3 separate regions of the Homo sapiens genome follow, and all the other regions are linked to region 1. A link is a loop called in an ENCODE intact Hi-C map of the cell type or tissue named here. Cell type or tissue: CD4-positive, alpha-beta T cell. All regions are shown on one strand.

Region 1 (2,500 bases):
ACATCATGGAGAAAAACAAGTTTTTAAAGCACAATATACAGAATAATTTTACAACTAAAACTTTGTGGCCTAGAGCATCAAGCCTGTTAATTCGTCATTTCTTTATCTGCATTGCCCCCCAGTGGTAAAATGGCATTAGTCCTTTGGAGAAATTAGGTAGATTGAGAGTAAAGGAGACAGGCTGGAACAAGAAAGAGGCAACAGTTCAGATTAAAAAATAAAATAGAAAAGAAGGAAAGTTTTTGTTTCCTGGAGCAGTAATCAGGAGAGTTTGGCATGAGAATGTTGGGGAGAGCCCCTGGCACCTGCAGGAGCAGCTTTTGCTGCCCATGGACATTGGTTAGGTCTCTTACATTTCTTAGAATTGACGAGGTTTTGCTTTGCTTTGTTTTGCAGGCCTGTGTAGGGTGGGTGTTGTGATACTGAGTCACATTGCTCAGCCACCACTGTACCTACCCTGTACTCCCCATCATCTCAGAGAAATGTGGCCTAGGAAATTGGATGACATGGTCCATAGTATGCATTTAGCAGAGGAGATGTTGGCAGAATAGCTTAGTGGCCCAGAAATGCAGGGCATTCTACCCTTTTTAGCTACCCTGGGGACTCACAGACAGACGAGGGCCTTTTAAAGAGGGTGTTTGTTTATAATTTATGTCCATCTATTTTCAATGAGACAAGGAGAGCTACAATGAATATCACAGTCAAATGGACATTAGAAAAATAAAGATGGCAAACTAGAAACAATCTTGAGGAAGGAGCAGAAACAGTACAGGGACTTTGGCACAAGGTGATTACCACAACTAAGCATTGCATTTAGTTCTAAATTATGGCTAATGCAAACTGGAAATGCAGGGAATTATATAGTTTCCATTGCCTGGAGCAAGAAAACTTAACTGATCTTCAGAGATACACAGTTCTTGGCATTATATGACAAGAGGAATTCCAGAAATCCTAGATCCATAAATAAATATTGCTATTGAAAATTGAAATATTGCATTCAATTGCATTGAAACTATCCAAATGTATAGTTGATTCTCTTCCATGAGAGCTTGCAGACCTGTTACTACACCTAGTTAGTTCCCCTAACCTCTGGTGAGACCTCTAGTGGGCCATGGAGTTACTGCAAAGTGTCCGTGAATCTCGATTCTAGAGGGATCGTTTCAGTAGTGAAAAAATGTTTTGTGCAAATAAATGTACCAATATTTTTCAAAAATATTTAATATGAAGATTATTATAACTAGTAAAATATAAATTTATTTAAAAGAACTACTGAATTCACATTAGCTTCTAGTTATTACAGACTTTCTTAATTAGAGTCTACTAATAATGCCATTATTTTAAAATTGTATATTACAAGTAGGTCCTTGTGCTTGTAAAGGTTGTAAACCATCACTGGTGCAGACTATCTAGATGGTGTTATTAATCTAAGCGGAGAGGGCAGACACTGCCCACCCCTCCTTAATCATACTCTCAATAACTTTTTCATGTTCTATGATGAGCTCCAAGGAAGGCACTTTGTGCTCGGATGCTCTGGGGCTTTGCTCAGTAGTTAGCTTTGTGGTTTTAGGAGGCCCAAGAGAACTTCAGGGCTTTCCACTCTGAGCACTTTGTTCAGGAAGCTTAAGAGACTTGTTGTGGTTTCGGAAATGACATGCTTGAAGTTGGAGTTCGCACAAACTACTGCTCCTGCTTAAACAGATGGTAGGAAGAAAGACAGCCATAGGGGCTGGTGGCCTGAAAACCGAAGCTGTGGTTGTCTCCACAGACAACTGTTCTTCAACAAGCTTGCAATTAATTGCTCCACAGAGACATACGCACTTCTTTCATGTGGGCAAAGAAAGAACTTTATCAGACAAAAAGCCTCATTTCTCTTAAAACGGGATGAAGGGGAGGAAGTTAGGCAGTCAATCGGGGCAGATTTTACAACACTGAAAATCACGTTTTTGTTGAGTTCTCCCTTAACATATGGGTGACTCCATGCTGCTATAGATGCTTCGTAGATATTTGTGTTACTGTCAACTGCTGGCTGATAACTGCCATAAAGCCCCTAGAGAGGGGGAGGCAGAGCTCCCTCAAGCAAGCCTAAAATCTTAACCTACTGTGGTCTAACTCAACCAGCTTAACTTGGCTGTCTGGGGACAGAAGCTGATGGCAACAAGATTTCAAAAGTAAAATGGGCATGTGCAAAGCCTTGTAAGAAACAAAGTATTTCAGCCTCACCTGATGCAGTGGTGCCATTAAACAAGCTACCAAATCAGCATCGCAAAAACAGACTGGCATATTTGTTAAATATAGTACCAAGGTCACAAATAGTTTTTAGTTATAACTTTAAATTTATATATAGACACATATAAATTTGAATGTCTAGACAAAAATGCCTCTCCCACAGTCTATCATGGCTCCTAAGTTATACCATTGGAAATTCATTGATTTGAGCCAAGAGTCTTTTCTATCTCAGAATGTGAACATTCTGGTGGATGTGTCTGGTAGAAATGGGGAA
Region 2 (2,500 bases), 760 kb before region 1:
AATACATGGGTAAGAGTAAACAGCCATGGTACAACTATTTACTTGTAGGAGGAAAAGTGTCACTTTCTGGTATCAGATGCTAATCCAGACTGGTTTTATAGAAACAAAATTATAAAACTGGAAGAGACGTTATGTAATCACAATATTTAAGACTGCATCTTCAAATAGCACTAAGTGATATATAAGTGAGTTAAATAAAACTGAAATCTATTCTCCCAACCAAGAACACATTTATGGGATCAGATTAAAATAAGCATTTAAGATCTAATTATAATTAGATTGATGTGACTGGCAGTGAACCTGAAAGAGCACTGGATAAGGATCTTTTTGTATGTCACCAAGTCAAGTGTTAGCTGTGAGATCTGAGATAAGTCACATCCTTTCTAAGCCTTGTTACATTAAACCTAACTCACTATAGTCAAAATGACTACATAAGACATCTTAAAATGCAAATCATTAATATCATCTAATAATTATAATTACCGTAATTCCACACAGATTTTCCTTAAAACTTACCAAAACTACCATCCATTGGATAATCAAGAGGGACCAATGGTTTTCTGGGTCCAGGTAAACTAATGGCTGAATTAAAAGCCAGGGCATCTTCACGCTCTATTTTTTGAGATTCAGCTGGCTTCTTCTGAGCTTCTTTTTCTGCTTCATCCACATGAATGGTGAACGCAGGCTGTTTACTGTTTGCTTTCCAAGGAGGAACGGTGACATGCTCATCATTTACAGGAAGATCCTTAAGGGGTGCAACCTAAAAAAAAATTAATAACTGGCTTTGAGCCTACTAGTCTTGCATTCTTTCTCTTATGGGTGTTGGCCTTTGCTTTTTCTCCCAAATACTCTATCAGGAATTAAACTTTCTGGGACAAAGAAGAGTTTCAGTATTCAAAAGAGAAGGGATGTTCCCATTTGTCACAGGCATTCCCACAAAGGCTATCAATAGATAACACTAGGTGGAATTATGCAAAACTTATCAGGGCCACAAGAAGGGTCGGGTGACAGGCCAATACGTGACAAGTTTAGGAAAGACAGCAAAAAAATTGTTGGTTCACCACTGTCGCCCGAGGGTGGAGCAACAGAGCAAATCCGGCTAAAATGGCGGAATTTGCCAAAAGCAAAGTATTTTGTACACGCTTTTCTAAAGTAGAGGTCATCTCTTAAGCGTGAGGAGGATAGGGGTCAGAGTCCTACAGCAGTGCCTGGGGTTTAAAAGTGGAGAGAAAGGCGCGGAGCTGAGCGAAGACTACACGTTTTAGAGCTTGGTTTGACCCCATTATGTACAGGCAGATGCCCCCTATAGAGAGCAGACCGGCAGCATACACACAGTGTTGGCGGGGTCCTGATGCTAATATGGGAGAACTCCTACTGTGGCAAACCACACACCAGCACCAACTGCACTCCAGACCCTGGCCCCCTTCCAAAAGCCCAGGACATGCCTTCTCGCCACTCTTCTCTGCCTGCTAAGCCAATGCCAAACCCTGCTCGACCCACCCTCCTGCAGATATCCCGCATCCCTTTACCCGTCTCGTCTTCGGCCTCTGCTGCTGCGCTAGACCCCGCGGGTTCCCGGACTTCAGTACCGCCAGCGCGGCCCGGGTCCGCGGTTGTTGGACGGGCGCTGCCTTTTCCGGGTTGATATTCTCCTGGTCCTCTTGGAGCGCCGTCTGCTGCAATGCTAGCAGCGCCGAGCCCGCCTCGCGGGTCGCAGGCCCCGGCGCAGAGTTGCCCAACATCACTGCTCCCGGGAGTGGACGGCGGGATCAGCCTGCGGCGCCAAGCAGCGTGCACTCTGCCCAGCCGACCACTCGCACCGACCCGGCCAAAGAATAGTCGTAGCCGCCGGTCGCAGCCCAGGCCAGCCTACCAGCCCGCCCGCTCGCTCACCCAGCTCGAGACCACGCAGGGCCGAGGAGGTTGCGAAAGGCGCAGGCAGGCACTGCCCAGCGTGGCGAGCCAAAGACGCCCAGAGATGCAGCGAGCAGCCCGCCGGAGCGGCGGCTGTTCTTGCAGTTCAAGTATCCCGCGACTATTGAAATGGACCAATGAAAGCGCTCGCGGCCTTGACGTCATTCAAGGCGACAGGGTCGCAGGCGAGTGAAGGGTAAACCAAAGGAAACTGAGCAGGGGCGGGGCAGGAGGGAGAAACAAACTGGCTGGGGCGGGAGAAAACGCCTGCGCGGGGCGGGGAGAGGTAGGATTTAGGGCCCGACGCTTCCGATTATTTTAAGCTGAGCCACCTAGTGAGCGAGGCTGTCCGAAGGCTGACTCTAAGCCTTTTAGGGAATTAAACGGAATTAAACTTTGGCGACTATCATTTGGGTTGCCCAGCCTTTAGCTCTGGGACGTCTAGTTAGCTTAAGTGACTTTTTCCAAAGGTCTAAAATCTGGGGCACGTTTTTCAGTATCTCCGATTCTCCGTTTTCTTATGTGTTAATAGGGACTAATAACTACAGTCATATGGTTGTTAGGATTAAATAATGTGCATAAATTA
Region 3 (2,500 bases), 430 kb before region 1:
GACATAAGGCCAGTACCAGTGTCCAGGTAGCAGAAGGAAGTAACTAAGACAGTGCATGCTTTTCTCCTTTTGGTTTTCATCCAGTCCTTCCATAAACCACTTCTGTCTGGGCCTCTATTTCCTTATATGCAATAACAGTTAATTGTTGTACCTCGTGTGTTTTCTGGCATTATCTTAAATTTGGTTTCATATCTGTTCCTTTTGAGGTGAGAGTGGAACAGCCATGTGGAAATATTAAGGTTGTAGTAAGTACCTCAGCTCCGGAAAGAAGTCAGAACTAGAGATTTAGACATTTGGAACTTCAGAGGCAGTATACAGTAATACTTTGGAGCCACATTTCTTGGGTCCAAACCCTGGTTCTCTAGCAAGTTATTTAACCTCTCAGTGTCTTAGTTTTTCAATTTGTGAAATGGAGATAAACGGGGATGAGAATAGCCTCACAGGATTTTGGAAGGATTAGTCAATAAGCCCTGCTAAACACTGTTTACTATTGCTAGTATATAGCGCAGACAAATAAATATCTGCGACATTCCTCTAATTCCAAGAAGTCGTTTGCCTTGGTTCACCCGCTAAATAATATTAAGAGCCTTTCTCTTTAAAAAGAGGAGCAGCAAATTACTTTTCATTAATATCATCAGCATAATAATAGACTTAGTTGAGAGATTCAGCGTGGCAGCACTTCACACAATCGAGCTCTCTTATTGATCATGTCATAACAGCATCTCTATTTCTTAAGGACTCATTTCACGTCATACACCCATCCGATGCTCCTTTTTCGTTAGCCTCCGTCTCCTAAGTGGGCTTATCTGTCTCCTGCTATCAGGAAGGCACTAACTTTTCCTTTGGGTTGTTAGGGTAGCAAAGTGATTTTCAAATTCAGGGTTCTGGCTCCTTCTGCAGCCCAGAGAGGAGGAAACAGGGCGGGACGCCGCCGGATTCCTGGGCAGGGCTTGAGTGGCGCACCTCGAGGCGCCGGCGACGCTGGCGTGTGACGTTGCTGCCTGACGCAGGCGCAGTGCCGCCCGGCCTCGGTTGGGACCCCTCCCCTCCTCCTCCGCCCCCTTGGGTGTCGGTGGCTGCGGCCAGGGTCTGGACCTGGGCGGCGGCCCCGGGCGGCGGGGCTAAAGGGTGTGGGCACCGGCAGAGCTTCGCAGGCTGCATCCGGCTCGGTGCTGCTGCCGTCGCCGCCCCTGCCGCCGCCCAAGGCCCTCGGCGTTCCCCGGAGAGAGGCCAGAGGGATTTCGGGCTGCCTCGGCACTCGCCCAGGTGAGGGGATGGGCCGGGCCAGACGGGGTTGAGGTCGTCAGCCCCTTTTTCCAGTGTCTCTGGAACTCAACCTGGTCGGAGTCTGAGAGCTTTGGCTTAGTAGTGGCTGCCTGCGGCGGCGACTCCTTCATATTCCTTTGCCATCCTTACCTACAGCCCTGGCACCTATAAACCGAGGGTTGGAGGTCAGTGGCAAAGTCTGGAAGGGCCATGGCAGTCGGATGGCTGGGGACTTTGATACAGGAGCAGTTCCTGCGGGTGATGGTAAGGCGCTCCACTTGCTGGTGTGTGGACTCGGCAGGAAGGACCGTGCACCCGCAGGCTCGGACTGCAGCCTTGCCAGCTGCACTGGGTTGTAGTAGACCCCATGCTGCTTAATATAGGGTCGGTTGACCGAGGGCGGGGAAGCCTTGGAACAACCCCCGCTTTCTTCTCTGGGATTGATGTGTTTTGTATTCTGAATTGGTGCTTGCTGCACTGCACTCTAGAAGACTACGTTTCAGCAGAATTTCCTATTGGTCAAAGGAAGGTGAAGAGAAGTTGATTTTTCTTCCGGAGAGTATTAGTTGTTGTCGTTTTTTTTTTTTTTTTTTTTACCTTCCTGTTGGCCTTAGTGTTGACGTTTGTTAAAGGTAAAAGTTCATGTGAATTTCCTTTTTAAGGAAATCATGGGCTTTATAACTGTCTAAGCGCCTGTAAGTTTCAACCGGTTTAGTGGTTTCTGCTTTCACCCTGTGCATAGCAATGAAGTTGTTTTATTCCAAGTTAAATATACAAAGTATAAAAATAGATGAATAACCAGAATACTTTGTAACTATTGAGTGGTACATATAATTATGTGCATATATTATCACATTTAATCATCAAAACAATCCTATAATGTAAAGTCTACTATTCCCATTTTCTAGATGAAAGAACAGAATAGACCTACAAAGTAACATGTTCAAAGTCAGAGCTGTGACTGAAACCAGGTAATCTGACTCGTTTGCAGTCCCTTAGTCAGTATGCCATACCAACTCCCAAGCACCCTGTGATTTTGCAAGATTTTCATTTGATAAAAAGTATGCCAGGAAGGACATTATGGCACTGTTCTTGCCGGCAAGGACCCAACAGTTTGAGAGAAACTTTCTCAATGTGCATTTTGAGTTATGTTTTAAACATAGGATTTGATCTCTAGGACCTTTGATTACCAAACTCATGCTCTTAAGTACAGTGGTTTTGGAGTCTTTGGAAG

What was found. Hi-C counts contacts between places; a loop is a spot of excess contacts. Peaks named below come from ENCODE experiments on the same cell type or tissue, not always from the same donor. Only the 100,000 strongest peaks of a DNase experiment are listed, where the experiment ranks them.
Region 2: it touches region 1 in a loop (11-fold over the local background); 8 of 110 quality-filtered maps call a loop at or near these places.
Region 3: it touches region 1 in a loop (6-fold over the local background); 5 of 110 quality-filtered maps call a loop at or near these places.

The regions. Positions count from the first base shown.
Region 1 is chr4:122,576,908-122,579,407 of GRCh38, forward strand. No RefSeq gene overlaps it. Among named protein-coding and RNA genes, the nearest start is that of IL21-AS1, 41 kb to the right of the region's middle. In CD4-positive, alpha-beta T cell, CTCF peaks have their summits at 105 (motif pointing left), 1,122 and 1,328; DNase peaks (open chromatin) are centred at 124, 1,114 and 1,704; H3K4me3 peaks cover 1,091 bases; H3K27ac peaks cover 1,017 bases.
Region 2 is chr4:121,821,887-121,824,386 of GRCh38, forward strand. CCNA2 (cyclin A2) reads right to left here and starts at 1,997. Exons shown (of 8, transcript NM_001237.5): 1 at 1,530-1,997; 2 at 517-760. The coding sequence starts at 1,742. It overlaps BBS7 (Bardet-Biedl syndrome 7), which reads right to left. Exons shown (of 19, transcript NM_176824.3): 19 at 2,443-2,500. RefSeq lists enhancers at 1,536-1,585, 1,776-1,845. In CD4-positive, alpha-beta T cell, CTCF peaks have their summits at 956 and 1,175; DNase peaks (open chromatin) are centred at 1,065 and 2,115; H3K4me3 peaks cover 1,815 bases; H3K27ac peaks cover 297 bases.
Region 3 is chr4:122,151,319-122,153,818 of GRCh38, forward strand. BLTP1 (bridge-like lipid transfer protein family member 1) reads left to right here and starts at 1,013. Exons shown (of 88, transcript NM_001384125.1): 1 at 1,013-1,266. RefSeq lists an enhancer at 304-1,105 and silencers at 928-1,117, 1,188-1,267. In CD4-positive, alpha-beta T cell, no CTCF peak of the experiment used is centred here; DNase peaks (open chromatin) are centred at 983 and 1,603; H3K4me3 peaks cover 2,500 bases; H3K27ac peaks cover 1,897 bases.